Linked DNA regions of Homo sapiens: regions 2, 3 and 4 are each linked to region 1. Evidence: chromatin loops called from intact Hi-C (ENCODE). Cell type or tissue: dorsolateral prefrontal cortex. All regions are shown on one strand.

What was found. Peaks named below come from ENCODE experiments on the same cell type or tissue, not always from the same donor. Only the 100,000 strongest peaks of a DNase experiment are listed, where the experiment ranks them.
Region 2: a loop joins it to region 1, with 2.6 times the contacts of the local background. A loop is called at or near these places in 5 of 110 quality-filtered maps.
Region 3: it touches region 1 in a loop (2.8-fold over the local background); 4 of 110 quality-filtered maps call a loop at or near these places.
Region 4: it touches region 1 in a loop (4-fold over the local background); 23 of 110 quality-filtered maps call a loop at or near these places.

The regions. Positions count from the first base shown.
Region 1 is chr12:72,269,623-72,274,622 of GRCh38, reverse strand. It overlaps TRHDE (thyrotropin releasing hormone degrading enzyme), which reads right to left and starts at 2,253. Exons shown (of 19, transcript NM_013381.3): 1 at 1,066-2,253. The coding sequence starts at 1,979. It overlaps TRHDE-AS1 (TRHDE antisense RNA 1), which reads left to right and starts at 1,114. Exons shown (of 2, transcript NR_026837.1): 1 at 1,114-2,800. In dorsolateral prefrontal cortex, no CTCF peak of the experiment used is centred here; DNase peaks (open chromatin) are centred at 1,502, 2,232, 2,672 and 3,002; H3K4me3 peaks cover 5,000 bases; H3K27ac peaks cover 3,889 bases; H3K27me3 peaks cover 1,508 bases.
Region 2 is chr12:72,131,263-72,136,262 of GRCh38, reverse strand. It overlaps a transcript of TRHDE not described here. Among named protein-coding and RNA genes, the nearest start is that of TRHDE, 140 kb to the left of the region's middle. In dorsolateral prefrontal cortex, no CTCF peak of the experiment used is centred here; a DNase peak (open chromatin) is centred at 2,462; H3K27ac peaks cover 4,003 bases.
Region 3 is chr12:72,340,372-72,345,371 of GRCh38, reverse strand. The region is part of intron 2 of TRHDE (thyrotropin releasing hormone degrading enzyme); the gene reads right to left. Among named protein-coding and RNA genes, the nearest start is that of TRHDE-AS1, 69 kb to the right of the region's middle. In dorsolateral prefrontal cortex, no CTCF peak of the experiment used is centred here; no DNase peak of the experiment used is centred here.
Region 4 is chr12:72,014,878-72,019,877 of GRCh38, reverse strand. The region is part of intron 8 of TPH2 (tryptophan hydroxylase 2); the gene reads right to left. Among named protein-coding and RNA genes, the nearest start is that of TPH2, 79 kb to the right of the region's middle. RefSeq lists a silencer at 2,540-2,709 and an enhancer at 2,475-2,769. In dorsolateral prefrontal cortex, CTCF peaks have their summits at 2,387 and 2,615 (motif pointing left); a DNase peak (open chromatin) is centred at 2,607.

The DNA of each region.
Region 1 (5,000 bases):
ACCTGTAAAATAGGGAATGCTGATAATAGCGTCTACCTCATAGGGTTCTTGTCGGATTGAGTACATGGGCGTGCAATAAGCACTAGAAGTAGTCATGTCAGGAAAAGGTTAATTACCTTCCTCAAACCTCCACCAGAGTTAGATGAACAGCAGAGATTCGAACTCAGTTCTATTGGATTATGAGGTCTGAGCTCTAAACAAGTGGTGAAAAGCTCCACGGCCTCTCGGAAATTTTTTATAAAAATACAAAACTACACAAATGTAAAACGCGGCAAAGACACTAACAAGGCATTTGAGACTGACAACTAGCTTTCCCACCGCTTGGCCACTGGAATCATCTCCAGAGGCAGCAACTCATAAACAAACAACCGGAGTCGCCCTGCCTTAGCACAGAGCTGGCAGCGCCCGCGAGGCCACTTATCGCTGGCTCTGGCCTTGGCAACCTCCACCCCCGTCCCGGTCCTCTCAGCCTATCTCTGGAAACCACTCTTTTCACTCCGAATCTCAACTTGAAGTTTGGGGAAACTTGACGCAGCCAAAGCCCATCCTCTGCTCTGCACCTGGCAGGAGACTAATAGTCAGGGAAGATGGGCATGTTGTGGGTGGGGGTGGAGAACGGTGTGTCCCTGACCTGCCCTGACATGCTAACCTGGATGCGCTGTTGTCTTGGCCTTCAGCGCCACGTATTTTCCCTCGACAGTAACTTGGCAAGCTTTTCATGTCACTCTGGCATCGCTCAGATTATCAGCTACCCTTCAGAAAAAGAGCCCTGCGTTTCGATGGCTAAGGAACTCTGACAGGAAGAGGAGAGGTCCCGACTAGAGGAGGGGGCAGCATTCATCTTTTGGCACCGGTGAGTCAGTTTGCGAAGTTGGCGGCAGCGAGACCCCGAGGCATCTGGGAGACCCCGGAGTTCTGACTGCCCTACTCCGCTTTCGTTTCCTTCCCCCCACCCCTGGCTTCCCGGGTATTGGAAGCCAGCTGGGTCCCCGGGGTCGCAGGCCGCCCAGAGGTTCGAGCCGCGCGCCGGGGTGGGGCAGCGCGGGGCACCGCCTCCCTCCATACCTTCTCTCCCCGTGGAGCACATAGGAGCTGCGGAAGAAGCCCAGGAGCTCATTCTCGATGAGCGCGTTGTAGATAATCTTCAGATTGTAATTCCTCTGCGCGTCCAGTGTCCTATTCAGCACCACCACTAAGACCTGGGTTTGCGGGTAGAGGAAAAAACCGGCTACAGGGACAGCCCCGAACGCCCGGTCCTCGGCCAGCTGCACTTTCTCCACCGCCACTCGGGAAGCGTGCAGCACTACGTAGCGGGTGGCGTTCCGGCACGCGATCTCCACGTTGACCTCCCCGGAGAAGGTGAAGTTCTCCATGAAGGCGGTGAGCATCAGATTGTAGTGCAGCGGCTTCAGGTGGCCCGACAGGCGCAGCTGCGTCCACGGCTCCCACGGCTCCCGCTCCTCCTCCGACGGCGGCTGGGCCGACGTGGTCCCCGGACTGGCCACCCCACCCGCCTCGGGCTGCCAGGAGTCCCCGCCTGCGTGGTGGTTGCGCCGGGCCGATCCAGGGAGGCTCCCGTTGCCGCCGCGCTCCGGAAAGCCTGAGGGGCCACCGTCGGCGCCTGGCGTGGCACTCGCCCCGCACTCGTCGAAGCGCAGGCTGAGCAGCACAGCGAGCATTGTGACCGCGAGCAATGCCACGAGGGACACAGCGAAGGCCAGCACAAGCCGCTTGTGTACGGCGATGTGGCGCTCCGTGGTGCGGGGTCGCACTCCCACTGAGTCTGCCCACGGGTCGGAGAGCCCCCTGCTGCCAGCCCGAAGCGCGGCGTCGTCTTCCCCCATCGCGGCTGCGAAGGGTGAGCTGCTCTTCTCGGCCCCCTCCTCCTCCTCCTCCTCCTCCTTCTTCTTCTTCCTCTTCTTTTTCTTCTTCTTTTTCTTCTCCTCCTCTTGCTCCCCCAGCTCGCCGTCCAGGGCCATCACACCGCCTCCTCCTCCTCCCCCGCCCCCTCTGGCACCCCCCGCGGGCGGGCCACCCGGGCCACAGCCAGAGCAGGCATCGGAGAGCTCACGCGGGCCGAGGGCGCGCGACTGGGGATGCTGGCCCGGGTTCTTTTAAGACGGGTTCTGGACACAAGCGACGGCAGCTTCCGCGACCCCCATCAGCCCCGCCTCACTCTGGACACCGGGCTGTGAGCTCTGGGACGCGCCCAACTTGGAAAGCGTCTTGCTTGCCCAGCGCGCGCTACTTCTCGGACGAGCACCCGGCGGCGGGGCACATGCTGCCCCCGCCCCTGCGCGCCTGCGGCTCCCGGCTCTCCCTCCCCTGCGCCGCGCTCTCGCCTCGCTTTCCGCGGGAGCCTTCCAACCGGTTCTCGGCTAGGGAGAAGGACGGGAGCGGTGGGAAGAGCGAGGGTGTAGAGAGGGAAGTTAGGGCTTTCGCTTTCTCCCCCCACTCCAGCGGCGGCGTTCGGTCCTCTGGGTGGAATGTGCTCGCAGCAGCAGTGACGGCGGCCACAGCACGGGAGGCACCCGAGCCATACACCCTGCAGCTGGAGAGAAAAGGATGGCCGAGGTGGGAGAGACTAGAGTGAACCAGCAGGAGGAAGTCCCAGGGCCGCGAAGCTACGACGGAGATCCGTCCTGGAAAAGCCTTCTCCACCCTGGGCACTTTAAGCGGCGGTGGCGGCAAACGGCAGGAGGTTGCAGACCCGACAGCGAGACTCCCTCATTCCAGTCTTGCTCTGCCCTCCGGAGATGACAAGTGAGAAAGAAGTGTCCGGCCGGGCCATCCCCTTCAGGTAGATGAAGCTCTGGGTTTGCTCCATATCCCAAGGGGGAGAGCCGAAGTGCGTATGTCCGAGCGCGTGTGCATGTGTGTGCGCGTGTGTGCGTGTGTGTATATACACAGGCTTCGGGTTTAGATTGCCAGGGCTACTCCAGCTGCATTGAGGGACTGAAACTCCCAGAGAAAGGCAAAGGAGAGGGAGCGCGCGAGGAGGCAGGAAAGGCGGGAGGGAGGGGAGCGACTGAGCGGCAGAGGCAGGCACTGGGAGATTAGAGAGCTTTTCTCCGCTCTGTCACACCAGACACCCACAGCCACAGAGGGGGTTGCTGAGCCGCCTGCAAGAAGTACATTGTAAATCTTCAGCGCAACAAGCCCCGCAGTCACCCCTCTTCCTGACTCCTTAGCCCCACCGCGCTCCAGGGAGAGATCCTTGGAGCCTTTGGCTATTAACATAGAGAGCAAAAGAAGATCCTGCTAGGGAGATGTGGCTGTGTCAGATTTCACATCAAGCTCGCCAGAGGATTTGGAGGATTGTATGTAAATTGAAATAAATTCTCCAAAACCTGACTACATATATTACATTATACTGTGCGATGTGTCCAGGTGTGCAGTACTAAAATAATGTTAGCAATGAAGCATTAAAATCCTCCGGAAGTAAAGGCCAAAGCAAGGTGATGTTTTCCCCATAGGATAATTCCCATCTTTAGATTGGAGAAACGATTAACACACAATGTCTACAGTGTAACATTCAGGACCAAAACCCTGAGACTGAGAAAAGCTGGGCTTATTAGAACGGTGAACGAATACATTCCATGATTGGTCAGTTTTTCATTTCACCTAGCCATAATTACTTTCTTGCAGCTTTCCAGTGTTACCATGAACATTGTTTTAACTTTGTTAGGATAGTTATCAATAGACCAGTTTGCTGACAGCAGGCAGCATCAAAATAGGTTCATAGCCCATTGGCTGGTTATGGACTCTTGTCTGAGTATATTGGAGTTTAAAATTATACTGCAGAGTATGTATAAGTATGTGGGATATCCAACCTTCAGAATTTGTGCGAAGAACTCTAATTGGAACAATATTCAGAAAACAGCCACCCCAAAGGTGACATCTAGGAAGCAGGAGTCTCCAGTGTTTAGTAAAACAAAGTGTGATTGGCTTCTGGGTTAATTAAAAAAGTGAATAATAGAAAATTAGGTAATTCCTTTTTACATGTTTCTTTCATGTCTTCAAATCTTGAAGGCATTTTACAAATCATGTCCATAGCTATTTTCTTACAAAAAGAACTGGTTAATGCTTCTGGCTTTGGAGTACTGAAAATAGACAATTAAAATATTGTGTTTGGCTTTAAAAGCATGACCAAAGAGAAGAGACCAATTACACATTAACCTTAGCTTGATAACCACTAAAAACACAGCCCTGCTCGAGGAAGCCCTTTTTCATTTATCCCCAGATGGGATACATGCTCAATGCCATGCATTCTAAATGTCCATTTGAATCATTTTTAAATGATGATGAAAATAAGTGCCAGGGTGGGATTTTTTAAGCATGTTGTATGTGGGCCGTTAGCAACAGACCAAGGGAAATGCCACATTCTGTTCAAGTTACTTTTTTCTGCTCTGTTTTTAAATGTCTGTACTCTTGCTGTCCATATGTATCTGGCTGTATGCATTTTAAGAGTTGAGGAGTTGGGGTTCATTGGTTTGTTTTCACAGAATCAGGAACTATAGTGCAAGCAAGTAAGAGGAGCCCTGCGATCCTCAGCAGGTCACCAGACTTCTCTGACTTTAGGGTTTTAAACTGGTAATTTAGTATTACTGATCCAATATCCATGGATTGAGTACATTTGATTATCAGAGGCTTCTGGAATCATCCCGGGGAGTCTAAGACCCACTGCCTAAAGGAAGAGGTTACCCACTAAGGGATCTTTAAGACTTTCTCTTTCTAAAACATTAGTCAAGAAAAGATTCAAAGAAGGCTTTTTCTGTTTGTCTTTTTTTAAAAATGTGTACAAATTTGTGGGATACATGAGAAATTTTGTTACATGCACATAATATGTAGTGATCAAAATCAGGGTATTTAAGGTGTCCATCACCTGAGTACAATACATTTTTGCAAGGTATAGTCACCCTACTGTGCTCTCAAACAGTGAACAGCCAGATTCCTTCTGTCTTGCTGTGTGTTTGTACCCTTTAACCCAGTTCTCTTCA
Region 2 (5,000 bases), 140 kb after region 1:
AATGGGTTATGTTATGCTTCTGTTCCATTACAGTGCACGTTTTTTAAAACCATCAAGAGCCCATTTTGCAGATGTTCATATAGCCTCATAGCACAGAGTTGCTTATATTCTGCACTGAAAATAAGCCTAGACATAGTCCCTTCCCCAGCCAGCCACAGTTCAGAAATTTTAGAAATATCTAAATTAATTGAAACCTGACTCTTTCACTACATATTCATGGTCCAAATAAAAGATGAGCATTGGTAGCCCTGCTGATGCAAATGAACAGCATACTTACAACAACACCAAACCATGCAGCAAAAGTAGAAGAGCAGATGTCTCCAGGAAAAAACGAGCCCCAAGATATCCATTACTGAGCTGCCCAGTACCGTGATGTCAGTACTGATCACAAAAAAAAAAATCATAGAGAATAAATGCCACAGGGGCAGCACATCTGTCCCAGTAGCATAACTCAGCCCAAGACCTGGATGGAAGCACAACAGCTTGCTTCTAAAGGGAGAAAAATCCTCAATGAAGGCAGAACAAACTTAATCTCAGAGTTCAGCGGTAAGTCTAGAGAACACTACTCATCAATCTCATCCACACAAGGCACTTGTATTTTATCACAAGTAAATAGCCCTTGTGAGTCCTTTCAGAGACTTGAGGCAGCTAAGAATACATTTTTCCCTAGTCCTTTTATTTAAAAATAACTTGTAGTTAAAAAAAAAAAAAAACATGTTTACACACTATAGAAAAACCATGAAAGCAGGTTGTCCCAGTAGACAGTTATAGGGCTAGCAAGGCTACCAACCACTGCTGAGCTTTGTCCCATGTATTGATTGAATGTGAGACCTAAGGCAGGCTTCTTCATCTCATTCTGTCTCCATGTCACCAATGGAAAGACCAGGTCAATAAAGGTGATATCATATCTCATGGGGGTTCTGCAGAACTGGTAATGAACGGAAATGTACTTCAAACAAAAAGATTGTGTAGAAATGCTTGAAAACAACATGACAAATTAATAATAAACAGAAGAGAATTGACAAAGCTGAAGAGGCTATGGAGACCTGGTCATTCCGATTACGCCTCTGGAAAATGACACTTCAGTGCCAATTTTGAGTGACTGAGCTAGAGTCCAAAACCCCACAAGCCCTGGGCTTATTGCCAGTTTTCATCTGATTTTCTGTTGGAGCCTGATGCATTTTTACATTCATGCTCACATCCTTGTCTTTTCTTTTTTCTTTTTTTTTTAATAGTGTTTTGCATATTGTGATGACTAATTTTGAAGCTCACACATATATCCAAAACAGAGCAAACATAAAGAGTCTAGCGTCAAATGACATATTACCATTTTGTTGGCTTGAAATAATTAAGGCAGTATCACAATAGCTATTAGTCATTGCTTTCATCATTTGTTTATCTGGAATTATGCAAATTACACAATCAAATTGTCCAGCTGAAATTTGTCTCCCACTCCCCCACCTCCTCCTCTGCACCCAGCCCCCAAATTTCCCTACTTTGAAAATAGCTGCATTTAGAATTGCAGAATGTCAGTGAGCCAGATAAAGTTAACATATAGCATAAAGGGAGTTCAAAGAACTCCTACGTATTAGGAGTTTTTCCCTTTCTCTTCTTTTTAAGAGTAAATTCAGGTTGTGTGGAGCCTACAGCTTATACAATTTGAAGACCCTCTTTGAGAAAAAAAAATATACTATACAAATAAAGTTTTGCAAAAATATATATTGATGGCAATGCATTGCTAGGGCCCCTCTTAGGAACTTGGAAGGAGACCATGCAACTGAGAGGGCCTGAAGCTGAAAATAAATCTGCTTCTATCCCTAAGTAACAGGGCTGGCGTGGATTTTTCCATGTATCTCATTCTTCCTTATCCTACTTCTTATGCTCCTTTCCCGCGTTTTCTTCTGTAATCCCTTGCCTCCAACTTTTTTTTCTCCAGCCGGGGCAATAGAGCGATTCTGCAGGTATGTCAGGACACCCCTATTTGTAGGATGAAGCCTAATAGGGACCAGCCCTCTTTCTGGAAAGTGTCCAGAAATGAACTTAGGGGGAAAAAAACAGACCAAGGACAATGAAATTAGTTTCTTGATTTGAATTTTCAAACTATGGTTACTTTTCTAATCCAAATCCTGGAGAGAAGGAAACCAGAGATCAGCCTGTGCCAGTAACAATTAAGAAAACCTGTCAGTTCCATCATAAGATATTAATGTTTATTCCTAAGAAAAATTTGACCCAGGACCAGGCAAACTAATTTTAATTAGAGCAAGGAGTGAATTAACAACTTTAGCTGCCAGCACAAACAAAAGCCTAGAGAAACCAGTTTGCTCCCCTTGCAGTCAGCAACATCACCTATCTCCAGTGCTTGCTATCTCTCTGCATATAGAACAGCCACCCAGGGAAAAGCTGAGGAGGAGGTGAAAGGAGAGGCAGCTGTTGTCAGAAAAGGGATGCTGCAGCTTTCGTAGTCCCAGCAGTGTACCTAGCCCAGGAGCAACCAGGACAGTAAGTTACTTAAATATTCCATAGAGAACCCAGCACACTCATTATAGTATGGGTCAGGAGATGGGCAGCCTTTGGCATGCAACAAGGGACACCTAGTGGCCCAGTGATGGACCTCTATATCAGTCATTACCCCACAAGTTCAGCATAAATGCTGTGATGTTAATGTAATTTTAGTCCATCTTGAAATTCAACCAACAGATGGAAAAATACATAGTATACTGAAAAACTGTTGGGTGCTTAATGTTCTAGCCCAGGCATCTTATAATAGGACTTCTTCTGGTACAGTGATATTATCTTCCCCAGCACCTCCTCCCTCTCTTCCAAACCTGCTCTTCTTGTAATCTCTCCCTCTTCTACCCGACACAGCAATCTCAGCCATTGTTGATTCCTGTATTACCCACCACTTTCAAATTGTTGTCAAACTATGTCGATTTCTCCTCTGAAATACAGCTTGAATCTGTTACCCTCCATTCTACTTACACTGTTACTGCTTTCACTAGGACTCACTAATTTTGTCTGGATGATGGCATTAACTTCCTACTGGTTTCACAACTTTCAAACTCTTATTTCTTTAATTCATCTTTAAATTGTCAATAGCTATTTTCTGAAGCATGAATCTCTGTGCTTTGGTACTGTATGTATACTTACAAAAGCTTTCAATGTCTCCCCACTGGCCACAAAATAAAAATTCATATTCTTCATCATGGCACCGATTCTGCAGACTCATCTTACACCACTTCCCCTGCCTCCACCATGTCCTCTCTGCTCTGGCCACATGGAGGTCTTTTCTATCGTCCCTTCTCTTTCCATCTCCATGCCTGTGTACATGCTATCTCTGTGCTTGGAAAACTTCTCCTCATCAAGATCCAGGTCGCAGGTCCCCTTTTCTACAAAATTTCACTTGACCCACCCTCCTCCAGGCTGAATTCACATCCTTGCTCTGGGCTGTCTTGTAGTGTCTATCAGTCTGTCCTGAAAGATAATTCTCTGTGTTCATGTCTGCTTGTTAGGGCACAGGTTCTATTCATCTGCGTGTCCCCAGCACCCAGCACAGAGCTGGCATGTGAATGCATCCATAAATACTTATTGAAATAAACAATCACCTCAAACACCAAGGTTTGATGTGTGAACTTAGAGCTCAGGGTTGGGCTGATTTTATGTGACAACTGCTTTTTCAGTTGTTGGAGAGAGAGTGCAAGAGTATTGTAAGGAGGTCAGATTCACTCACATTAGAACTTCATTAATCAGAAAAGGTGGAGACTGGAAAGGGGACTGCTTGTATCTTGAGGCTGTACTCTTTTAATTTTTAATCCTATACCCAAATGTCCCTGACTTGACTTTCTGATCTGGTTCCTGTTGGGCGCATGAATGTTCTCCCAAAGCAGTGCCCCCTGAAAGAATGAGAATGCCAGTGTTTCTCAAAACTGGTATAACCCTTCAGCCTTCAAAACTCTTTTTTGGCTATGAAACCCCAGCTCTTTTTTTCAAGTGCTGTTAACTACTAGTACTACTAGAGACAGCCAGCTAGCCTCACAGTCTCCAGCAGGCAAACCAGCAGGCTTCCCACATTCCCCACTTGATTAAACAACTTAAGGTAGCGCAGGCTGCAAACTCCAAAAGTTACAACAGGATACCTTTCCAGGGTTAATTCTTATTGTTAAAATATCCTTCCCCTGAGACGCTCTTACTCCATTGTTACATCATTAAAGGGTAGGAATAAAAGGAGTTAAATTCTTTTTAAAAAATTAGTCATCTGCAAATAAGCTCTATAGTAGGTTGTATTATTGTCCTTGATCATTGATCATTCGTTACTCCATTCCCAGTGAGAGGATGACCTATCCCTGCCTATTGCCATGTGACTTGCCTTGCCTCCTTGTAGGGGGAACATGCTTCCCCTCCTTGCCTTGGCTAATGATGTATGAGCAGGAATAACAATGCCAGTTAAGAGCAGAAGCTTTAAGAGTCATTATGTTTTCACCTGTTCACTTGATTTTTATCCTTTACACAAAGAAAGTATGTCCCAGAGTGGGCTGCTCCCTGAGCTGGGATTTTAGAATGATATGGAGCAGAGCCTGGCAAATCTCAAAAGAGCTGTCGCCAGACAGCAGCCATTGAATAACCGATATTTGAGGATCATTTTGTTAACTGTAGCACAACTGAAAACAATCCAATCATTTCATGCAAATATATCAAAATAAAAATACTCTTATGAAAGCTCATGTGAATCAATAAAGGGAAAACACAAAGTTCCCAAAAGATATATGGGAAAAGGGGATAATTTTAAAAAAATCTATTCATTAACAAATTTAAAATATATAGCACTGCTATAAATTTAAAAATTAAATGAAAATAACAATATAATTTTTGGTAAACTTAAAATACATTAAGTAGAGGCCGGGCGCGGTGGCTCACACCTGTAATTCCAGCACTTTGGGAGGCCGAGGCGGGCGGATCACAAGGTCAGGAGATGGAGACCATCCTGGAGAACACGGTGAAACCCC
Region 3 (5,000 bases), 71 kb before region 1:
TTCAATGACATCATGTTAGTAACTGGAAATTGGCTTTAGTGTGAGTATATACACCATATAAATCAGCAAATACTGTAAGTCAGGGCTGGATTTATTTTTTCTTCATTGTCTAGGCAGAAGAAAGTGATGGAGAAAATATTAATAAAACCAATTAATCTTTAAAATGTGTCATGTCTGTAGCTTTTACATGTATGTATTAATACAAAAAATGAGAAAACATTCCTCCAGTATTTAAAAACTATTACACAATTTAGCGTAATAGTTGCACTCCTCATTAATTAACAAGCGAAGTTCTATTTGCTTGTTTCACTTTCACTTGCTCATCAACATAAATAAACATATCAACCACTGTGCCATATGTCAACCACGTAGGAATTATAATCAGAGAGCTAGTTGTTAAACATACCAGCACACAGTAGGCCCAGAGTCCATTTCCAAGGCCAACATGAACCTCTTTTTTTAATCCTTCCTCTCAAGTGTGGACCATGCTACCTGTAGTGTGTGCCCCTAGGGGACAGATGTGCAGCCAGGGGTGTTCATCCATAAGAAGAGTGTTCCTCATGATGCTTGACCAGGCAGGAGCAGGAAGACAAGAGGGTTGGCAGCAGGTCAAAGCTCAGGGGTGGAGGCTTGGGAGTGGCCTCCACTTCTGCATGTATTAGGGGCAATCCAGGACCCATACCACTCTCTCTAATTGTATTTTCTTTTGCACACCAACAGCACACCAGACTATTGGAATTCTCTGCACAATTGTTCTTGCCAAACCCTTGCTCATGTAGCCCACTTGCATCATCCTATCACTGGAACCCAAACCAGGACATGGCACACGGTAGGACTCAGCAGTTTAAAATAATGAATAAATTAATTTTATGGATTCCAATCTTGGTCCATTATCTATTAGCTATGTGGCATTAGGCAACACATTTAAGGCCCTCAGGCTTTAACTTCCTCAGCAGCAAATGAGGATTAATAAACCTTTTTTGTAAAAATTAAAAGATATGTGATAATTATAGCAGCAACCTTTATTAAGCACGTACTTGCTAGGCATTGTGCTTGATGCTTTATACAGATTATCTCATTTTAATCCTTGTACACTTTACCTCTATGAGAGAAATATTACAATAATTATGCCCATTTCAGAAATGTGGAAACTGAGGCTTTACAAGTTTATTTCTGTATCATAAGACTCAAATAACAGTTCTTCATCTACTCCTACAAAAGCCATAATATATTTTGGGTCAGTATTTAACTTTCTATAAATTCCAATACAGTGATTATTGAAATATTAATAAAGATGTAGCTCATCTTTAATCTGGCTGTATGTTCATGAAATCTTGTCCTGAAAAGCAAATGAGTCCAGTGAAAAATAATATATATATATAAGAAATGTAATAAATATAGATAAAGGAGATTAAATATAACTACCATAAAACTGGTTTAGACAGACAAGAATAACAATAGCAAGGTAAGTTTTCAGTGAACAATGTGATAGAAATGATATATTTCAGGACACCAACCAGCAAGAGGTTCCCCAGCCCTGAGAAGGGATCTCTCACTGTAGAACCAATGAAGTAGAAGTTCATTTTAGGAAGTTCAACCCTTCCTTTATATCTTTTAAGTTTCACATTACTCTATCTACAGTCAATTCTTTTTTTCACTTCAAAAATCATATAAGAAAGTATATCCATTGAGAAGAATACTCATCATCAGTTATGAATGATTTAAAACAAATAACACTGAAAACATAAACAATTGGCATAATAAACAGGAGAGAACACATAAAATTGAACTTAAAGTGACACTTAATAGGTTGACATTTACACCTGGCTTAGGACAAGAAAATGTGGAGTGTTATGGACTATAGTAAGAATCATGCAAATCTTAATGATATTTAACTTTGCAACTCAACACAGTTGACCCTTGAACAGGTGTTTGAACTATACAAGTCCATTCATAGGCATATTTTTTTCAATCAAATGTGAATTGAAAATATAGCATTCACAGGATGCAAAATTTGCATATATAAACGGCCGACTGTTTTGTATATTCAGATAGCACAGGTCAACTGCGAGGACTTGAGTATGTGTGGAGTTGAGTATGCACAGGGGCGGGGTGGGGGGTGTTCCCTGGCACCAATACCCAATATCCCACATATCCTGAGGGACAATTGTACTCATATTGAGAAGTGACTTTCTCTGTTTTCTTCTTTGGGTGATTCAAGTCGACATCATCAATATATGCTATCTATAAAGCAGCGTGATTAAGACCATAGGCTGAAGTCTGACTGCCTGGCTTAGAATCCTGGTTCTGAAAGTTAGTTATGTAGCCTTGTGCAAGTTATATAACCTCTTCATTCCTCAGTTTGCTTAGTTACACGATGGAGGTAGTAACAGGACCCACCTCATAGGACGTTAGAATTATTACATGTGTAAAGCACGCACAACAGTGCCTGCCACATAATAAATGCTGTACACTGGCTATTAATTATTAGCGTTATCATGAAAACTAAATAATATCTCAAAGCTTAGTTGCTACAATGGCTGAGTTCCAAAAAGATGAAAGGGAAAAAAAATGCTCCATCCAAGGTTCCTGTCTATAAAACTATATTACACAACATTATAGTGAAGAAAGAAAATCAATGAATGTGTTCTAATTCCTATATGTACAACTTCATCTTCCTCTAATATTAAGACAATAAAAATAGCTCTTCCTCAAAGATACTAGTTAAATCTACTTATAAAATATATAAATTATACTCCAATGTTTTTCTCTTTATTCATTGCTTACCTCACTAGTTAATGAAAATAAAAAAGATTAATTCACCCAATTCCACATCTCAATCGCCTATACTAACCATATTCTCTTCATTATTTCTTTCTTTAGGAAACAGGAAGAGTATATTCAAAAAGACTATTTAGGGAGAGATATGTCTCAAATTTTTAGCAAATACCAGGAATCTCCCTCTTCTTGAAAACCCATTCTGTTTTCTAAGAGTTCAAGATACTGAAAATTAGTTTGGAGTACACATTTAAAAAGAAATGATTAGACGAGAACTAAAACAAATTCTTAGTATGGCAGATTTAACTTATTTTCACTTAAACCACATTGCTCAAGTATTTGCCAATCTAGCAAAAAGGTTATAACCATGATTTTCTTTAAAGTAGGTTATTGTGTAATGATAAAAATGAGTGAATAGAATCAAAATATAACAGTAAAACACAATTTGAAAGAGAAGTAACAAATATGGGCAATTCTTTCTCTAATTGAGCTCCAATTTTGTTTCAAATCACTCCACAGAAATTTGGGAGTTTTTAAAGTCTTTTTTTTTTACTCATATTTGTATCCTGAGCAATGATTTTGAATTGTGTATTTCAATCCTTCCTAATACTGACTTATTTCCTGCTGTTTTGTGGCTTGTCATTTCTGTAGACTAGTTCTTCCAAAATCATTTTCAAACATTCCTTCTGAATATTCTTGTAACTTAACAGCTCAGGATTTTGAAGAAGTTACTTTTAGAAGACTTTTAGAACTGTCTTTATAAACACCAGATTCATCTTCGACAAATACATTTGTCCGCAGATACATGTTTTAATTTCTGTTGATTCTACTTCCCAAATATCTTTCAAATACTGCCCTTTGACTCTGTCGTTGCTATTGCTAAGCTCTACCCATCACCACTTCTCATCTACATTAATGCACTAATTTTAGAACTCTCTCTGCTTCTAATCTTAACTCCTTTCAATTCATCCAATTTTCAAGTTTTCAAAAAAATTTCCAAAGCAAACATCTGATAACAACACTATCTGCTTAAAAACCATCAATGCACTCTTTCATCTATGGAATAACAATGAATCCTTTAATTTGAATAATATGATATGCCAGTTAGAAAATTATTTGCAAATAACAGAAACAAAATCAGACTTAAGAAGAAATATGGGGTGATTCACAAAACTGAAGCTGGAAACCATCATTCTCAGCAAACTATCACAAGGACAGAAAACCAACCACCACATGTTCTCACTCCTAGGTGGGAATTGAACAATGAGATCACTTGGACACAGGGCGGGGAACATCAGGGGGTTGGGGGCTGGGGGACGGATAGCATTAGGAGAAATACCTAATGTAAATGATGAGCTGATGGGTGCAGCAAACCAACATGGCACGTGTATACCTATGTATCAGATCTGCACATTTTGCACATGTACCCTAGAACTTAGAGTATAATTAAAAAAAAAAAAACTGAAGGAAAGCCTGATAGAATAGAATGAGAAAAAAGAGGTTCCAAGTTTTAGAAACACATGGATGGTCCTTTAGGAACACCCTCCATGTCAGCTGTGGGTCACTCAGCTCATATACCATAAACAAATGGAAGAAATGGGCAAATACCATGGCTTAGCTGGGTTAAAGTCACTGCCCACTCCCGTATCTAACAAGATTGTACCCAGTGGGAGGTGATAGCTTCTGTGGCAGAGACTGCTAATTATTCACAATATTCTGTCTTTTCATCCTATTTTTAACTTCATATGTAGTCCTTTATAATAAAGCTTACAATTTTACCATTCTACACCGTGTGACCATGTTCTGGCCAATGGAACATATGAGGGGGCTACTGTGTACAACTCTGGGAAGTATCCTTAAAGATGAGGGCAAGCCTTTTTCTCCCTTTCCTCTTTCCTGCTGCTTGGAATGCAGGAGTAGATGGGTCTAGCACCCATCTTGGACATCAAGTGGCTTTGAGACTGTAAGCCACCCACGGCAGGACAACAGCATAGAGTGAAGTTGAGTCCCTAACACCATGAAGCACTACAGCAGCATCAGACTGACTACCTCTATACTCCTTTTATGTAAGAGAGAAGTAGGCACATTTCTAGTATAAGCCACTGTTATTTGTGGGGTTTCCATTATATGCAGCTAAATCTAATCTGAACTAAAACAGTTCCTCATAGCAAACTCAATGTGGTAATACTGGAAAAAAGTGAAATGTGTGCTAGACAGAAATA
Region 4 (5,000 bases), 250 kb after region 1:
TTTTCCTGCCTGTGACATCGATCCATCCATTCATTCATCTATTCTGTGACATCCATCCACTCATTCATTCACCTATTCTACAAATACTTCTTGAGCAACTATTACATGCCAGACTCTGCCCTAGATGCTAAGGATATGCAATGAACAAGGCAACAAAGCCTGTGATCCCATGAAGCATATATGCTACTGGGATGAGACAGGCAATAACAAAAACTAAAATCAATAGCCAGATAATGTCAGGTGGAATACATTCTATGTATAACAAAACCATATAATATGTCAAATATTAAGCAGGGAATGTGACTATTTTAGAAAAAGGGTCAGAGACAGCTTCAGTGAAGGGGTATTGTTTAAGCTGCAAACAGCTTTAAAAGCAGCTTTTCATTAAGAAATTAAAAAGGCAGCTGTGCAAGGATATAGAGAAAATGATGTTCCTAGAAGGGGGGACAGCAAGTGCAAAGACCCTGAGGCAGGAATAGATTTTTATTTCCAAGAGCAATGGGAAGTTGCTGGAGGGTTTTAGGCAGGAGAAAGATATGTACTAACTTAGCTTTCAAAAGGTCATGGAGGTACTGCATGGAAAATAGATTGTAGGGGAGCAAAAGTGAGTGGAAACAGACCAGCTAGATGGCAGTGGCACACAAGAGTAGTGAGTGAACACGAGTATGACTTGGGCTAGGGATGGCAGGGGGTTGGGAGAAGTAAATATCGCAGAGCCCTTAGGAGAAGAACCAAGATAAATAATGTAAATACATGTTGAAAAGCTAAAATACAGCCTCCAAGTATATCCTCTAAAAAATTTGCATAATTCTGGGTGCAATGAAGGGAAGTAATCATACAGTCATAGAATAAAGCACAAAGGCTTGGAAGTATCTGGGATGTTCAGCTCTCCTATTTTACCAAAAGGAAAATTCAAGTTGAGGAAGATGAAGTGATTTACCCAGGAGCAGTCTAGATGGTGACATTTAAGAGATCTAGAGCTCAGGATTTTAAGGAGCTTGACATCAACATCTGTCACATTTTAAAGTTTCTAGATAAAAAATTAATAGATGCATAATTTTCCTTCACAACCAAATAATGGAGAAATAAAAGTCTAAAATGGAGGAAAACTAGAATGTCACAGTATCTTCTTAGTGTGCCTTTGGCTGATTTTCCTAATTTATATTGCACTTACAACACCTGACACGAAATCCTTGGAGCCTTAACATTGAATATAGAAGAGCTCGTGGAAAAAATGTGCTATCAAATTCAAAAGCATCCAAAATACACGTTCAGAGCCAGCTACAGGAGCGTTTGGGTCAGCCTATTAAGCACATGTTTAATTTTTTTATGCTGAATCAATGCATACATAATTCATGGTCACATTTATGATCTGAACCAAAACACGCTAAGAGAGCCTCTGAAAAAATCTGGTGTGCCATAGACACAGTCTTCACATAGATTTGGCAAACCATCCTAGTTTAAGGTAGGAATTAAAAGGTAGGTCTGCATCAATACAACTAAAGATTCAAAGATAAATCTCTCACCCAGTGTGTCTTTGGTTAATGTGCTTCTAGAATCAGAGCAACCTCAGAGGAAAAGAGCCCCTGTGCTCTTCCTTCCCATCACTTAGAATGCTCTCTGGCCCCAGACCTCATCTGGGAGTCCTTCCAGAAACTCTGGCCTTACATAGTGCCATCTGCTCATTCCCTATCTACCTTTCCCTTTGGTTTCCTGCTGTCCTCAACCAAGGAAGGTCCCTAAATGCTGTTTCTACAGCCCATTCTGTTTAGAGAATTAGACCTTTTAGTCTGAGACAGTTTTCTATTTGCAGCTCCATGTGTTGTTAAGAGATAAAGAGAAATGGTAAGTTGCATCTGAAATTAAGTTATTAGCAAAATTTGAATCACAAACTTGCTCAGGATAATTTTTCTCTTTCTGTTTTCAATACTGGTGAAGACCTCAGAATGCATAGGGCATGATCACTAATCAAGAGGAGAGGGCAACCACACATTGATTGCTACAGTCTGGTTTTAAATGCAAAGCCTACTTAGAGTTGCACTCGATGACCCCTTGAAGACCCTTCAGAAGTTGAGGATAACTAATTGCTTCATGAACGTTTAAGAAAATATAATTTGGTTTCCTCAGATAATTCTCCAGATGTGGATCTATAATATATTCCCTAGAGATTTACCAAATGAATAATCCTACCTATTATCAAGAAAACAAAAAAATAAAAATATGCTGAGACTTGTAAGAACACCTGTAAAAGAAAATTGCAGATTCTTGGCCACTAATGTCTTTTAAACAGAAACAAATAATAATACTAAGACTAACACCTCCCAAATTGAAGGGTATCTTTCATCAAAGCTGGTGTTCATGAATTCCAAATTTTACATACTATTAATGACATGTAATTATTTATAAATATTTTATTTGGATATAATTACATATAATCATTAAAAACCAAAACAGAAATGATAGCTCAGACCTCTTTTATGGAAGAATAGCAGAGGCATTTACATACATGCAGTCATTAAGCAGAAGAAAGTCTGAGTGACAATCTGAAATCCAAACACGCTGTCGACCCGAGCTGCAGTGAGTGTGCTTAGGAAAATGAGATAGGTCGCCCAATGCTGCCATCTTCAGATCACTACTGGTAGTACACCATTCTCGCAGCAGTTCGGGCCTAGCCAAATGGGCAGTGGCAAAAGCTTGAAGGGACCAAGTCCACAGACACAGAATCACACCAATAAAATATGTAATGGTGCCACCTGGTGATTTATAAAAGCACTCTATGCAAAACCCTTCTTATGTTTGGCATTAGGCACCTGAAGTTCTTGCTAAGGTCACAATTAAAGAGATGTATGACTTTGTCAAAGAACACTTGATGGGAAAGAAATTTACTATTCCCATTTCCCTACTGAAGGGCCCTTTTGCCTCCCTCCTCTCACTCCCTCTGCATCCCTCCTTGAAATAATTACATAGCCTCTTCCTGAGGGTCCTTGAATGTTCATAAATTAGATTAAAATGATACATATAAACTTCTAGGAGGAAGCCCGAGTTGCCTACTTCTTTCACTTCCTCCAGGATATTGGCTTACACACATCATTTAAGAAATAAATTCCTGAGTAAGCAAGTGAGGAAGTGACTGAGTGATATATTTTCCCTATCGCCTTCCCTAAAAATTTGATCTTGCATATTGGTAGCATATATTTTAAAATAATCACATACATCATTCCACATCTAGAATTCCATTAACTATATATCTAGCACATAGGCAGGAAGCAAGAAGTTATCAAAGAGAACTTAAAAGGGCCCTTTTAAGATGGATTTGAGATTGGTTTGAGATGTGCCAAACATAACAAAAAGTTATAGGCTAAATTGGGTGTACTTCACTTATAAGATACTCCCTCAGGTCCTCAGACCCTAGTTATCTTTATCTTGTACACAGTTCTAACAAAGCTTAGTTACGTAGCTTCCAAACCCACACCCTCACTTAGAAGGGGAACAAGAAAAATATGTCCAAAAAGCAGCCCAACCCAAAAAGTTCATCAATACAATATTTGGTGTTTGAGTAAATAAACGCTCCATATTGACGTTATCACTAAAGAACTGTATAATTCATCAATTATATAGAAATATGAAAATAATAGGAAAACTCAACCAGAAGAAGGCTTCCTCATTTAATAAAGTGTTCTCACATATGTTATCTTACTGCCCATTGTGAAGTAGATAGAGCACTTATTATTTCCATTTTATAGATGGGAATACTGAGACTCAAAGTTCAAGTGGTTTGCCCGGTTCCAAAACTAGTGGTTGCCAGAGCTAGGAATCATGCACAAGTTTCCCATCTACAAATCCAGCATTCTTTTCTTATCAGTAACTGCACTTATGGATACAAGGCCACTATCAGTCAGTCACACTGGCACAGCCATTCCTGTTGTTGAAATACTGAAATATTTCCAGGATGAGTGTAAGTAGCTATCACCTTATGCTCCCCATGACCCCAGCCACTGACACTGCCCCATCTCTTTCTAGGTTTCATCCCCCGCACCCTCCCCACCACTGCCACTTCTTCATGATCTAGCAAATAAAGGCTCAATGTCTATAAAGCTGGGAATTCCAGGGTCCTTTCAGATGCAAGTCTAGCAAGCATCTGTGCTGTTAGGGGCCCAAGTCATAACAAAAAGATAAATCTCAGAAAAGAAGACTGTCACTCAAAGATGTTCTAACATCAGCGGCTGTAGCTTTGGTTAAGTGCAGATAAAAACACATAAAGCCGGGCGCGGTGGCTCACGTCTGTAATCCCAGCACTTTGGGAGACCGACGCGGGTGGATCACGAGGTCAGGAGATCGAGACCATCCTGGCTAACACGGTGAAACCCCGTCTCTACTAAAAATACAAAAAATTAGCTGGGCGTGGTGGTGGGCACCTGTAGTCCCAGCTACTGAGGAGGCTGAGACAGGAGAATGGCGTGAACCCGGAAGGCAGAGCTTGCAGTGAACCAAGATCGCACCACTGCACTCCAGCCTGGGTGACAGAGTGAGACTCCATCTCAAAAAAAAAAAAAAAAAAAAAACAACCAAAAAAAAAACCACATAAAAGGGCTCTGTGGCTCACAGCCTTCCTTTCACAGTGTTTTTACTAACATTTTTCCATCTAGTTTTTGAGAAGACAACTAGTATGTCAATGTATACACTTACAAAGTTGTTGAAAGGTAAAGGCCCCTCAAGGTCTGCTCCCACTTACCCCTTTACCACCTACCCTAGCTACTAGAGTTGGAATTTTGCTATATCAAAATGTCAGTTTACAAGCAGCAAGTGTTTTCCCACCTTTAGCCAAGATTCCTTAATCTTGATTAAATTGCAAATGACAATAGTACTGAAATAAGAATGAGGCTTCATAGCTAAACAAAAAGCTTTGGAATAGAGGTTTTAAGGCAATAAAAATCAACGTTGGGAACCAAAAGTGAAAACAGAGGCTGCATTGCTTAAACTATGGAGGTCCCACTGCCTCT